3 separate regions of the Homo sapiens genome follow, and all the other regions are linked to region 2. Evidence: chromatin contacts called from ENCODE Hi-C data. All regions are on one chromosome and are shown on one strand. Each heading gives the region's core, a stretch centred on a gene start or an enhancer-like site at or near the end of the contact. The rest is flanking DNA. Distances are from core to core; before and after follow the strand shown. Region 1 overlaps CRYBG1 (crystallin beta-gamma domain containing 1). Region 2 holds the start of FOXO3 (forkhead box O3). Region 3 overlaps PRDM1 (PR/SET domain 1).

Region 1 (3,589 bases), core at 1,090-3,589, 2.0 Mb after region 2:
CTGTCTCTGAACTCTAAAAGCTTACCTATACCTTTCATAATACAACATATAAATTCACATGTGCCTTAAAAGATTTATTGCCAGCCAGTCAGGATGGCTCACACCTGTAATCGCAACACTCTGGGAGGCCGAGGCAGATGGATCACGAGGTCAGGAGTTCGAGACCAGCCCAGCCAATATGGTAAAACCCCCGTATTTGTATTTTCAGTCTTTACTAAAAATACAAAAATTAGCCAGGCGTGGTGGCACGCGCCTGCATTCCCTGCTACTAGGGAAGCCGAGGCAGAAGAATCGCTTGAACCCAGGAGGTGGAGGTTGCAGTGAGCTGAGATTGCACCACTGCACTCCAGCCTGGGCGACAGAGCGAGACTCTGTCTCAAAAAAAAAAAAAAAAAAAAAAAAAGATCATGTGCCTTAGAGCATTTGTAGCTTTATCTCCCTGCAAGACTACAGATGCCTTCAGTGAAGACTCTTAGTACATTTTTTTCTTGCACTCTAACGGTCCCTTGTACATTGCAGGTTTTCAAATATGTGATGAATGAATAAAAACTATAGCACATAAGCTTAACCATTTCTAAAAGAATAACATGAGTTGCTCATCATCCTTCTCTTCCCTTGCTTTAAAAATACCCCAAATAAATAATAACACATTGCTACTTACCATTGTGTCTGATAATGACATTCCAGAAAAAGAAATGCTTGGGTCATACCGGCTTGATTTGAAAAGACCCATGAAGTCGGTGTCACTGTTTGCACAGTTTGGCAAGTTTGATTTAATAACACTTTCAATATGATTAGCCTTTTCCATATCATCATTCTTCAGTTTTGACAATTCAGAAAATTTAGTTTCTGGCAAGTGTAGGTTGCTTCGTGAATCCAGATCTTCTTTGGTTTTCTCTTTTTGCGGGTATTTTTCCATGTGGCTTGGACTTTTCAAACTGGAGTGTGATGTACTTGACGAGTTGAAATTGAAGACCTTTAAGGAGTTGTCGGGCAGAAGATTTGACTGTTCTTTGTTCAAACCACAGGGCGGGGCACCCTCAGTCGTGGGCTGTGACACTGAAGACTGAGATAGGGAACCGTTCTGAGAAGTACTGAAAGCCGTGGTCATAGTGTTGACTGATGTCACAGAAGGAGAAAAGATTTTGTCTTGTGGTAAAGAAGATAACAAGCTTGAGAAAAGTGCACTTTTTTCTAGTCTCGATCTCTTAATGCCACCATTTGTGACGTCCCTGTTCTCTTTGTCATTGATTTCCGGCATCACCAGAGGCTCACTGTTCCCATTAGTGTTGGTGTGCAGGGACTTGAAGAGGACGCTCTGTTCAGCAGATGCACGTTTGGGTCTCAGTTTGGATTTTGTGTCAAGGTTCTGCATCAAATGTAAAGCCGGTGACATTTCTGGCTGACTTTCCTTCTTCTTCCCCAAACCAAAGGTAAACACTTTGGGATCAAACACCTTTTCTAAATGGTCTTCGTGAATAGGAGGCATGGCAAAGTGAGGAGCAGGAGAGTTTGGCATCCTGGCCTTCTTTCTTTTCATGGGCATACAAACTGCGCTATCCATCTGTTTTATAATTTCAGTGAATTTTTCCATATCAGAAGAAGAATCAAATACACTATCATCACTACCAGCAGAAATGTTCAAAAGGCTGGCAGGGCTATCCTGGCCATTTGTAACAGTCTGATCTGGCCTTTGAGGAGTGGCTAAGTGATTTCCGCTGCTGGGAGAGTTGGTGGGACTGGATTCAGCCATCAGGGGTGTTCTGCTGCCCTGACTTTGAGCCTGAATAGGCAGAGTTTTCTCTGATGCTGGCGGTATGACTTGTGGGCCAGATTTTGCCGCGAGCTCTGCTGTGCAATGAGAGTGTTCATTGCCCAGTACTTCCTCTTGTGGGGGAGCACAACTTGCAACGGAAACCACTTCAGGTTCATTACTGTGACAAGTTGGCAACTGCACTTCTCTAACTTCAGAGCTCTCTGGGATGACCTGGGAGCTCACATCCTGGGTGCTCTCCACGGGGAGCACGAAGGACCTGACCTGGACGAGGACTCTGGATGGACACTCACTTCCCACAGCTTCTGGACTACGCTCTGTGGACAAAGGAGGGGTTGTTTCTCCTCCAAGTTCTAAAAGTGGCATTTTCTCATTGTTCTGACGAGACACAGGCAAAACACATCCTTTATGGTTTTCTGACACTTTTAGATCAGTGCATGGGAAACTGCTTATGGGTGATTGAACACATGTGTCTTTGGGAACATCCCCAGGAGCGGGTGCAGACAGTGAAAGAGAAGGCCCAGGAGATGACTCAGCAGGGGACTGTGAGTCAGAAAATGTATGCTGTGGCTTTGGCATGGCCGTTGGAGGTAAATCTTTGGTATCCACAGTGGTGGGGATGTCTTGTGCTGTATCGGTTACATTTTCAAGTACAAGGCTTTTGCTGTCTGCAGCCTCTGAGTCCTCCTTCTCTAAGAGCTTATGATCCTTGACAGGAATCAGAGCAGAAGCCACTGGTTCTGAAAGGCAGCCAGCATCTGTTTGTACATCTGCTTTATCATCTTGGTTAGGCTGAGGACCAAGAGCTTGATTCTCAGAAGAGTCTCCATTCATTCCTCTGGTTGCTGGCAGAATCTCTTCTTCCGAGACGGTAACTTTGGTTTCTATAGCAGTTTCCTTAACCAGCACACCATTCTGGGGACTGTTTGGCATTACTTTCTTTTCAGGTTGCTCCATTTCTTTGGCTTTTTTGGCTAAATTCAGCTTTGCCCTCCCAACAAACGTTTTACTAGAGGCAGGAGTATTCCTTTGGCCTCGAATGTCAGTGTGTCTTGGGCTACTGTTTGTCCGTTTGTTTTCAAATAAGGAGATTTTGGTGGCAGTGTTGCCTTTGTGAACTGGCTGGCTAAATGGATTGTGCTCATTTCCCAAACTGTCAAGATTCTTAGGGGTTTTAAGATTTAGTTCCACATGTTTGGGCTTGGCAGGGCTGTGAGGAAAAAGCAGGAAGATAAAGTTATTGACCTAGTTTTAAAAAGTGAACACACAAACCAATTAATTATAAAACTATGAAAAGCCAACATCTCCCTGATATATAACATTTGGAGTGTGGTGTGTGTGTGTGTGTATGTGTGTGTGTGTGTGCGCACACATGTGTTTTTAAGACAAGGTCTTGCTCTGTCGCCAAGACTGGAGTACAGCAGTGTGATCATAGATTGCTGCAGCCTCGAACTCCTGGGCTCAGGCAATCCTCCTGCTTCAGCCTCCCAGGTAGCTGGGACTACAGGCACATATCACACACCCAACTAATTTTTTTATTTTTATTTTTTTGTAGAATGGGGTCTATGTCACCCAGGCTGGTCTCAAACTCCTGGCTTCAAGCAATCCTCCCATCTTGGCCTCCCCAAGTGCTGGGATTACAGGCATGAGCCACCATTCTCTGCCACATTTGTTTTTTAATGAAACTATTTTTAAATAGTCCTAAGTACACTACCAACTATTTTTAATGGGTGTTTTGCTTGCATATGAGGGATCGGAAGATTATATAGCCAAGAAACTCTAGGGATGAGGGATGAACTAATTTATTGAGTACGT
Region 2 (3,950 bases), core at 1,267-3,766:
GTCTAACTTTCATCCTTTCTGTAAAGAACTCTCGTATCATACACCTGGCATTCTTTTACAAAGCAATTGAATTAAACCAAATATAAGACTCATAATGTAAGCATTTGTTAAAAGAAATGAGACACATTAGTGGATTAATATCAAAGCACACGTGTTTTGCTTTTAAAGTATCTAATACAAAGCCTCTCTGATATAAGCCGTATTTAACTTTGCAAGGGTTTTCTAGAAGCAAAATAAAACATTCTCTACATTAAGTTCTTTAACTTTTTCATCTACAGGCTCGTCTCCAGTGCTTCCATTGAATTCTCCACTAAGATTAAACTGTTCTTATTTTTATACCTCCTGAAACCCAGGAAGACAGAGGGCTCCCCAATGACAATGAAGAAAGGGAAGGAGGAAGCAACTACTTCTTTTACATAAAACAAAACAAAAAAAAATCTAAGCTAAATTGCAAATATGGGCAGCTGATAAGAGATGTATATCTCCAATCGCACAGGACTCTTTGGCCTGGTACTGACACACACTGTCTTGGGGGAAGGGGCCAGGGAGGTGCCTAGGAAGAGGAAAGCAGCTGGATATCAGCAGCCCAGCAGGGGCAGAGGAGTTAATCTCTTTGGATACCCAACTGCAGGAAGTCATTACATCATAGGCCTTTCCACACCTCTCTCCCTACCACGTGTCCCGTGCCCCAAGAGGATGATAAGGAACGGTAGAGAGTCTCTCTTCGGGTTCATTTACAGGTAGAAGCCATTACGGCCCGGCCCAGCCCCCAAACCTCCTCCCAAACGCCAGAGTGAATGAAGCGCAGGCCCCGCGTCCCCCACACCAGAGCCCTTCCCTCAAACAGTGCCTGAATCCAGGCCTCGGCGGGAGCAGCGGGTGCAGCCAGTCTGGATTGAGGTGGCCAGACCGGCCGGTTCGAGGCCCCAGAACATTTCAGAAGCAGCTAGTCAGAAGCAGGTTTACTGGAGCGACATCTCCGAGAAGAAAAGGTATCAATATAGGCAAGGAAAGGAAGCCGTCCAGGAAAAGGTTTGCAACCACTGCTTTTTCTAATCGGATCGATGTGCCTGTAGGTGTTAACACCCACAAGCTGAAACTTGGACCCGAAGGTTCTCATTCAGCTAGTGACGACGCAACATGCTCCTGCGACAGACTGGAAACCACACATCCAACCCCTCCTCCAGACACTGCGTCCCAAACACCCCCACACCTCTCACTCCAGCCACAGCGCCCGCACCAGACCCCCACTACGGTAAACTCTACTCCAAAGTTGGCTGCGGACCTACCTCCTCGGTGCTGTCCGGAGAATCCAGCAAATGTACTCCTGTCCGTTCGCCCTTCCCTCGCCGGCGTCCCCTGCCCCCTCTCCTCACCTGGCCATGCCCCAAGCTTCTGGGGAGCCTCATTCACCCCTCCGAGACCGTCCCCAGGTGCCCCGACTCCGGGGATCAAAGATAACCCCCAAAGCCTCGCAGCGGAGGCTCCCCCTGCCAACCCCTTGCCCTGGAGCCCGCAAGCGCACTCCGACGAATCCGAGACGCGTCTCGCGCTGCGCAGGAGGCCCGGCGGGTCCTGCTGCCAGCCCGGGGTGGGTACGCACCTTCCAGCCGGCAGAGCTGTTGCTGTCGCCCTTATCCTTGAAGTAGGGCACGCAACGCACCATCCACTCGTAGATCTGGGACAGAGTGAGCCGTTTGTCCGGGGAGCTCTCGATGGCGCGGGTGATCAGGTCCGCGTAGGACAGGTTTCCCCAGGCGTTCCGCCGCGACGAACATTTCCTCGGCTGCCCGGAGCCCCCAGCCGCCCCCGGCTGCGGCGGTGGCAGCGGTTGCTGAGGCTGCAGCAGCGCCTGTGTACCCCCGCTCAGCCCGCCCGCCGCGGTGGCTGGCCCAGACCCGGGGTCTTGCCCTCCGGGTGCCAGCACCCGGGCCGAGTCCTCAAGGAGCAGCCCGGAGCCCAGCGTGCCGCTCCCGCCGCCGCCGCCGATCGCCATGGCCGAGCCGGCCCGTCCCCCGCCGTCCTCGTCGTCTTCATCGTCCTCCTCCTCGGGGATCATGGAGTCGGCGGCCGTCTCCCCCGAGGGCTTGGCAGGGCTCGCTTGGAGCTCCGGCCTTTGCAGGGGCCACGTACAGGATCGCGGACGGCTCTGGGGCTCGAACTCCGGGTCCAGCTCCACTTCGAGCGGAGAGAGCGGGGCCGGGGAAGCCGGTGCCTCTGCCATCTTCGCCGCCCGCCCGCCCGCGGCTGGGGCTCTCGCGCTCTCCTCTCGCGCCGGGGCGGGGTGCAGCGGGGGAGGGACGTGGACGCCGCGAAGGCTCCGGCTCCCGGGCGCCGCCGCCGCCGCCTGGGGAAGCACCAAAGAAGAGAGAAGGAGAGTTGGTTATCCCGGGCCGGAGCCCCGTCCTCGGCGAGTCCTCGCCCGCTGCCGCCACCTCCCAGTCCTGCCGCGCCCGCCTCCCAGGAACAGGAGGACCTGAAGACGTGCGGCCAGCGAACCTGGCGCAGCAGACACCGCCCCCCGGCCAGGCCGCGATGGAGCCGCGAGCGAATCGACGGCCTCGCGCGGGGCAGCCCCCTCCCCCCGCCGCCCAGCCGCAGGTCCCTCCCGGGCTAGGCGGCGGGGCGGGGAGAAGGGGGAGGGGCGCCCGGGGGAGGGGCGGCCGCGCCTTTAAAGCGGGCAGCGGCCGGAGCTGGCGCAGCCGAGCCGCGGTCAGAGCCCGAGCTCGGGTGTGCGTGCGTTTGTTTATGTTTCGCTCGGGCCCGCTCTAGTGCCTCCCGCGGCGCCGCCGCTCAAGTCTGTGCTGTCTTCGGCTCTTCTCCCCTTTCCTAGCCTGGCCGCCTCCGCGACCCCCCGTCACCCCCCACCCGGTCGAATGGCCCGAGCCCGGGGACTGCGCGGGCAGCTCCCTCTCCCCTCTTCGCCCGCGGGCCAGAGGGCGAACGGGGGTCTGGGCGCAGATGGGCCCTTGTCACTTCCAAAAAATAAAGGAAAGACAGAAAGAAGGGGGAGCAGCAGCCCAGCGGGTGTTCGCAGAGGTTCGAGCCCGGCGGGGACGGCCACTTCGGGGTTTTGTGTGGTTTGCATTCTCGCGGACGTCGTCCCCTCCGCCCCCTTCCCAGTCGGGATCCGGGGGAGGGAGCGAGTCGGAACATAAATCTTCCAACAGGTCGGGAAGCGCCAAGTCTCCCGGGCTGCTAGAAAACCCGGACCAGCACGTTCATCACCTCCTTGCTCCCGCTGCTGCCATCTTGACAGTTTCCCCCTTCCCGAGTCCTTTAAAAACACTAGCGGGCGAGAAGGGGGGCGCGCACACCGCGGCTCAGGGAGGGGAAAGGGAAGCGCCCGGCCCAGCTCGGAAGCAGATCCGGAGTCACCGGGAAGGCGGCCGCCCGCTGCACGGCTCCGGCGCCTACCTCGCTTCCTTCCCTTCAGGGACGCGGCGGGACGACGCACGATCCCGCGCGGGCCCGGGGCACGGCGAGGAGGGGGCGCGCAACCTCGGCGAAGGAGAAGCGCTCGGGCCGTCGCCGCAGCCCGCCCGAGGAACCGCCTGTCAGCTCGCGCGCCGCCACCTTCCACATTCCTCCTCCTCCCTTCCACGAGCAGGGCGGCCGCGGCAGCAGCACAAAGTTATAGACACACGCAGGGCGCCTCAACCTAGGCTGACGGCGGGCGGGTCCCCGCCCAGGGGGAGGGCTGGGCGGCGGGCTGGGCGGCGGGCCGGGCGCGCGGCGGGCGTGCGTGTGTGAGTGCGCGTGTGTGAGCTCGCGCGCGCCTGCGCGGCCCGGCTCCGCGGGGCTGCGGGCGTGGGTGTCCGGGCGCGCGCCGTGGGCCGGGACTCGGCGGGCTCCCGCTGCTGTCCCCGCTGGGCTCCTCCTCCCTCCCGAGAGTCTCAACGACAACAAAGCGCGGCGCTGGCCCGGGAGAGGAGGGAGAAGGGGGGAGA
Region 3 (3,639 bases), core at 470-2,969, 2.5 Mb after region 2:
CCAAAAAGATAATTCATTTGTGATAACTCTTCCATTCAATTAAAGTTAAGTCAGCAAGAAATCAAAAAGGGGTGAAATCTAAGGCTTGGTAACTCATTACTACTTCCTTGCGGAGAAATGCAAATGAACCTATCCTTAAAGCAAGCAACAAACTGTTTCCTTTCATTACAAAGCTCTAATGAATTGCAAAAATCAAGATTCACATATAGCCCGTATCTCCATCACTAACCACCTACAGGCCAGACATTTCATCGGTTTCATCACATTTGTTCAGAATTCCCTGTGTCCATGGGGATGCTGGATACTTATGGGTGAGCCCCAGCATTTCTCAGCACAGGATGAGAAAGGTGAGCCACCCAGCTCTTTTAGCTCCATTTTTTCCTAACATTTAATGGGTCTGAAGAAATTTCCCTTACTTACCCTCCAAAAATATTTCCTGTTGGCGTTCTTAGGAACTGTGTCATTGGTGTAGATTTCACCTATTAGGGGTCCAAAACGTGTGCCCTTTGGTATGTATTCTTTACTCATCACTCCAATAACCTAAACAGGAAAAAACACAGGAAACAATTACTTTGACTATAAAATGTTAACCAATCTTTTCAATTAAATAAATTGGACTGTCAAGTAGTAATACAACTAACAATGATAAAATTTTGATAAGTAAACAGACATTAATGATGCCTACATAATTAACAAGCTTCACCATAGGGGGAGACCATCTTTTAAAGTCTGAGATCATAAGCAAATACTCAACCAAGCATTAAAACAGTCTAGGGGATTATTGTCTGGTAATACGGGATCTTTTATTTTTATCATTACTTTTTATGCTAGAACAGCGAATATAACCATTCTCTTTTAGAATGAGAATAAGACACTGCAGAATTAGATGGTCAAGATTAGACCATTTCAGCCTGTTCCTAGTTTCCTATTTCTCATTCTCCCTCAAACCATAAGCATAGTGTGCTTGAGGGGAATAAAATAGTTCTGACCTCAGAAACCAAAATAATGTTCTTTGGTTGTTCCATAACAGCCTAAGGAACCAGAAACCAAATGCATTATGTTTTTTTCATTCCAGATGAGGTTTGTGTGTGTGTGTGTGTTTTTTTTTTTTCATAGCTTGTACATTCTCTTTAATAAGAGATCTTTCAAGTAACTTTGTTCTTCTCTGGCCTTCTACTTTGTTCTTCTCGAGTCTTCTACTCAAGAGTGGTCAAAGGCCCTCGTGTGTGTGTGTGTGTGTGTGTGTGTTTTAAAGACAAGGTCTCCCACTATCACTCAGGCTGGAATGCAGTGGCTTGATCTTAGCTCATTGCAGCCTTGACCTCCTGGGATCAAGAGATCCTCCCACCTCAGCCTCCTGAGTAGCTGGGACTACAGGCATGCACCATCACGCCCAGCTAATTTTTGTTGTTATTGTTGAGAAGGGGTCTCACCATGTTGCCCAGCCTTGTCTCAAACTCCTGGACTCAAGCGATCCTCCCACCTCGGCCTCCCAAAGTGCTGAGATTACAGGCTGAGCCACCATGCCTGGCCAAAAGCCCTCCTTTGAAATTAAGTTTATACGGAGGAAAGCTGTAGGTTCTAAGATCTGAGGAAATGACCTCAGACTGGATGCATCACACATTTTAACTTTGTGGGGCCTTGCTAAAGAAACATGTTAACTATACCAGTTCCTCCTTAATAATAAATTTCTCTTTGAAGGGGTAAAAAAATCACCAACCGTGAATCAGGAAGCAATTCGTCACTATTCAATAGAACTCCTCTGTGAGTAGTCCTTTACAACAGTTTGCAGTTACAGTTTTGTTTTGGTTTTTATTCTCTCACTTTCCTAGTTTTATTTTCTTCTCATTCAAGATAGCCTACCTATCACTTTACTGAATTCTTTACTAAAATGGACCAAGGAGGAGGGAGTGGTAATAGATGATAATGTTTATTTTCCAGTTTTTATATTCCCAGTAGCTCCTGTACATTCATGTACCTGAAATGGTAGACTCAAATATGTGAATCGATCCATGCACAGATTGTTCACAGTGGAATCTACAATTTTGGTTACAATATACACCAGTTCCTCATTAAGTCTCATCAATAATTTAAACCTCTATTTAAATAGATATGGCACACCTACATGCCTGTGACAGACTAGCTTTTCTCATTTAAGTGTCTTATCAGCCAATGATTTTTTTTTCTAAAACAATTTAGTATTCAATATACAAATCAATGAAGCATACTCAGACTGGAAAGAGAAAAAAAGAAAATTTTCCTACACCTAACATAAGTTGAAACAAGAGTGTTATTTTTGGTCCTTTAAGAATTTCTGTCAGAGAGCTGAAAAAAGCAGATGTTCATTTCATCCTCCTCCTCTGCCTTCATTTACATCTATCTGCCCTTTTAATCACCGTTTGTCATTATTGGTATTTGTTGGCAGTAAAACTACTGGGGACAAGAGTATCTCAGAGCAGTCTTGAGATATAAATATATATATTTAAAGCTTTAGTAGACTTATTCAGAGGCTCATTGTTTTGGACATATTATTATTGAATCTAATTAATTTGGAAAATTAATGGAATTGAATTCTATGACATGCAAATCATTTAACATTCATATTTCAGTGATTATTCCATAATATTAGAATGACAAACAGGAAAAACAAATCATGCCATTTGTTGGTGAGCCAATAATTAGCAGTTGATATTTTCAACATATCTACTTTACAACAGTAATTTTAAGAAAGGCACTCAACTGGTTCATCAACTTTGTTTTAAATTATAGTCTCTTACAGATGGTGTCTTGGGAGTCAGAGCTTGATTACCAAAACGGAGCACTGCACTGAGGTCGTGGTTCTTCTTCCAAATTGCCATTCTTTTACAGAATGGGCCTCTAGGTTTTCAGTTATCCATCTTACACACATTTTCTTGTGCCCAAAAAGAAGTCAACTAGAAAGCATAAGCTACCCAATACCTATTTGAGCACAACTATAGACTCATCACTAGTAAGCTATAAAGCAGCACCGGAAGTAGCTCTTGCCATCTCTAACCTTACAAATTCAATTCAACAGGCAAGACAGGAGAACAATTAAAAAGAGAAGGCTCTGTGGTAGAAGAGAGGTCTATGATAATCCTCAAACCCCAGACAAATTAAAGAGCTTCAATATTAGCTTATCATTAGGAAAGGGACAGAGCGCCCTAATATTTTAAATTTCAATTACATACAGTGCTATAGGGCACATATAAACTCACACCTATAGATAAAGATACAAAATCATAAAATTTCAAAACTGGAAGGCACTTACAAACCACCTATATCCATTCTAAGTCTAGCGTTCTAATATACAGTAAACATCTTCATCTCAAATGCACGTCTGAGACACAGACGCCATAAAAGCTGAAACTCTAAGACTATGGTGCTTGTCCAGGTAACTTTGGAGGGGGAACAGGAACCAGGATTGTTTTTAAAGGGAAGTGAAAAAACCAAGTACTAAGTCTCCCTCTGGTCCTAGAAAGATCCAGAATGTGCATCTTAGACTACCCATCTCCCTGACCCATAGTTTGTAACAGTTTATCTTTGAACCAAGCAAATACTAAGGAGGAACTTGGTGTGTAGCTTAAACTTCACAGTGCTAAAAAGACAAAGAATGTGTTC

The links. A loop is a pair of places that touch in the nucleus more often than their neighbours do. Pooled maps may share reads with other maps.
Region 1: a loop to region 2 is called in a map of naive thymus-derived CD4-positive, alpha-beta T cell, with 15 times the contacts of the local background. The contact joins the enhancer-like site here to the promoter of FOXO3 in region 2. A Hi-C loop is called at or near these places in 2 of 168 maps with a recorded cell type or tissue (CD4-positive, alpha-beta memory T cell and naive thymus-derived CD4-positive, alpha-beta T cell), 1 of 37 single-sample maps with no recorded cell type and 10 of 50 pooled maps.
Region 3: a loop to region 2 is called in a map of naive thymus-derived CD4-positive, alpha-beta T cell, with 13 times the contacts of the local background. The contact joins the enhancer-like site here to the promoter of FOXO3 in region 2. A Hi-C loop is called at or near these places in 2 of 168 maps with a recorded cell type or tissue (CD4-positive, alpha-beta memory T cell and naive thymus-derived CD4-positive, alpha-beta T cell), 2 of 37 single-sample maps with no recorded cell type and 8 of 50 pooled maps.

Annotation. Positions count from the first base shown.
Region 1 is chr6:106,518,526-106,522,114 of GRCh38, reverse strand. It overlaps CRYBG1 (crystallin beta-gamma domain containing 1), which reads right to left. Exons shown (of 22, transcript NM_001371242.2): 4 at 662-2,984. Among named protein-coding and RNA genes, the nearest start is that of RTN4IP1, 110 kb to the left of the region's middle. RefSeq lists enhancers at 1,149-1,198, 1,939-2,428, 1,651-2,850. Within about 2 kb of position 2,339, at least 24 of the 41 ENCODE cell types and tissues checked have a DNase peak (open chromatin) inside an H3K27ac peak, as active enhancers do.
Region 2 is chr6:108,559,483-108,563,432 of GRCh38, reverse strand. It overlaps FOXO3 (forkhead box O3), which reads right to left and starts at 2,516. Exons shown (of 3, transcript NM_001455.4): 1 at 1,604-2,516. The coding sequence starts at 2,224. RefSeq lists enhancers at 433-727, 1,539-2,039 and silencers at 2,483-2,702, 3,682-3,751, 3,792-3,950.
Region 3 is chr6:106,092,516-106,096,154 of GRCh38, reverse strand. PRDM1 (PR/SET domain 1) reads right to left here. Exons shown (of 7, transcript NM_001198.4): 3 at 421-540. Among named protein-coding and RNA genes, the nearest start is that of PRDM1, 8.0 kb to the right of the region's middle. Within about 2 kb of position 1,719, at least 2 of the 41 ENCODE cell types and tissues checked have a DNase peak (open chromatin) inside an H3K27ac peak, as active enhancers do.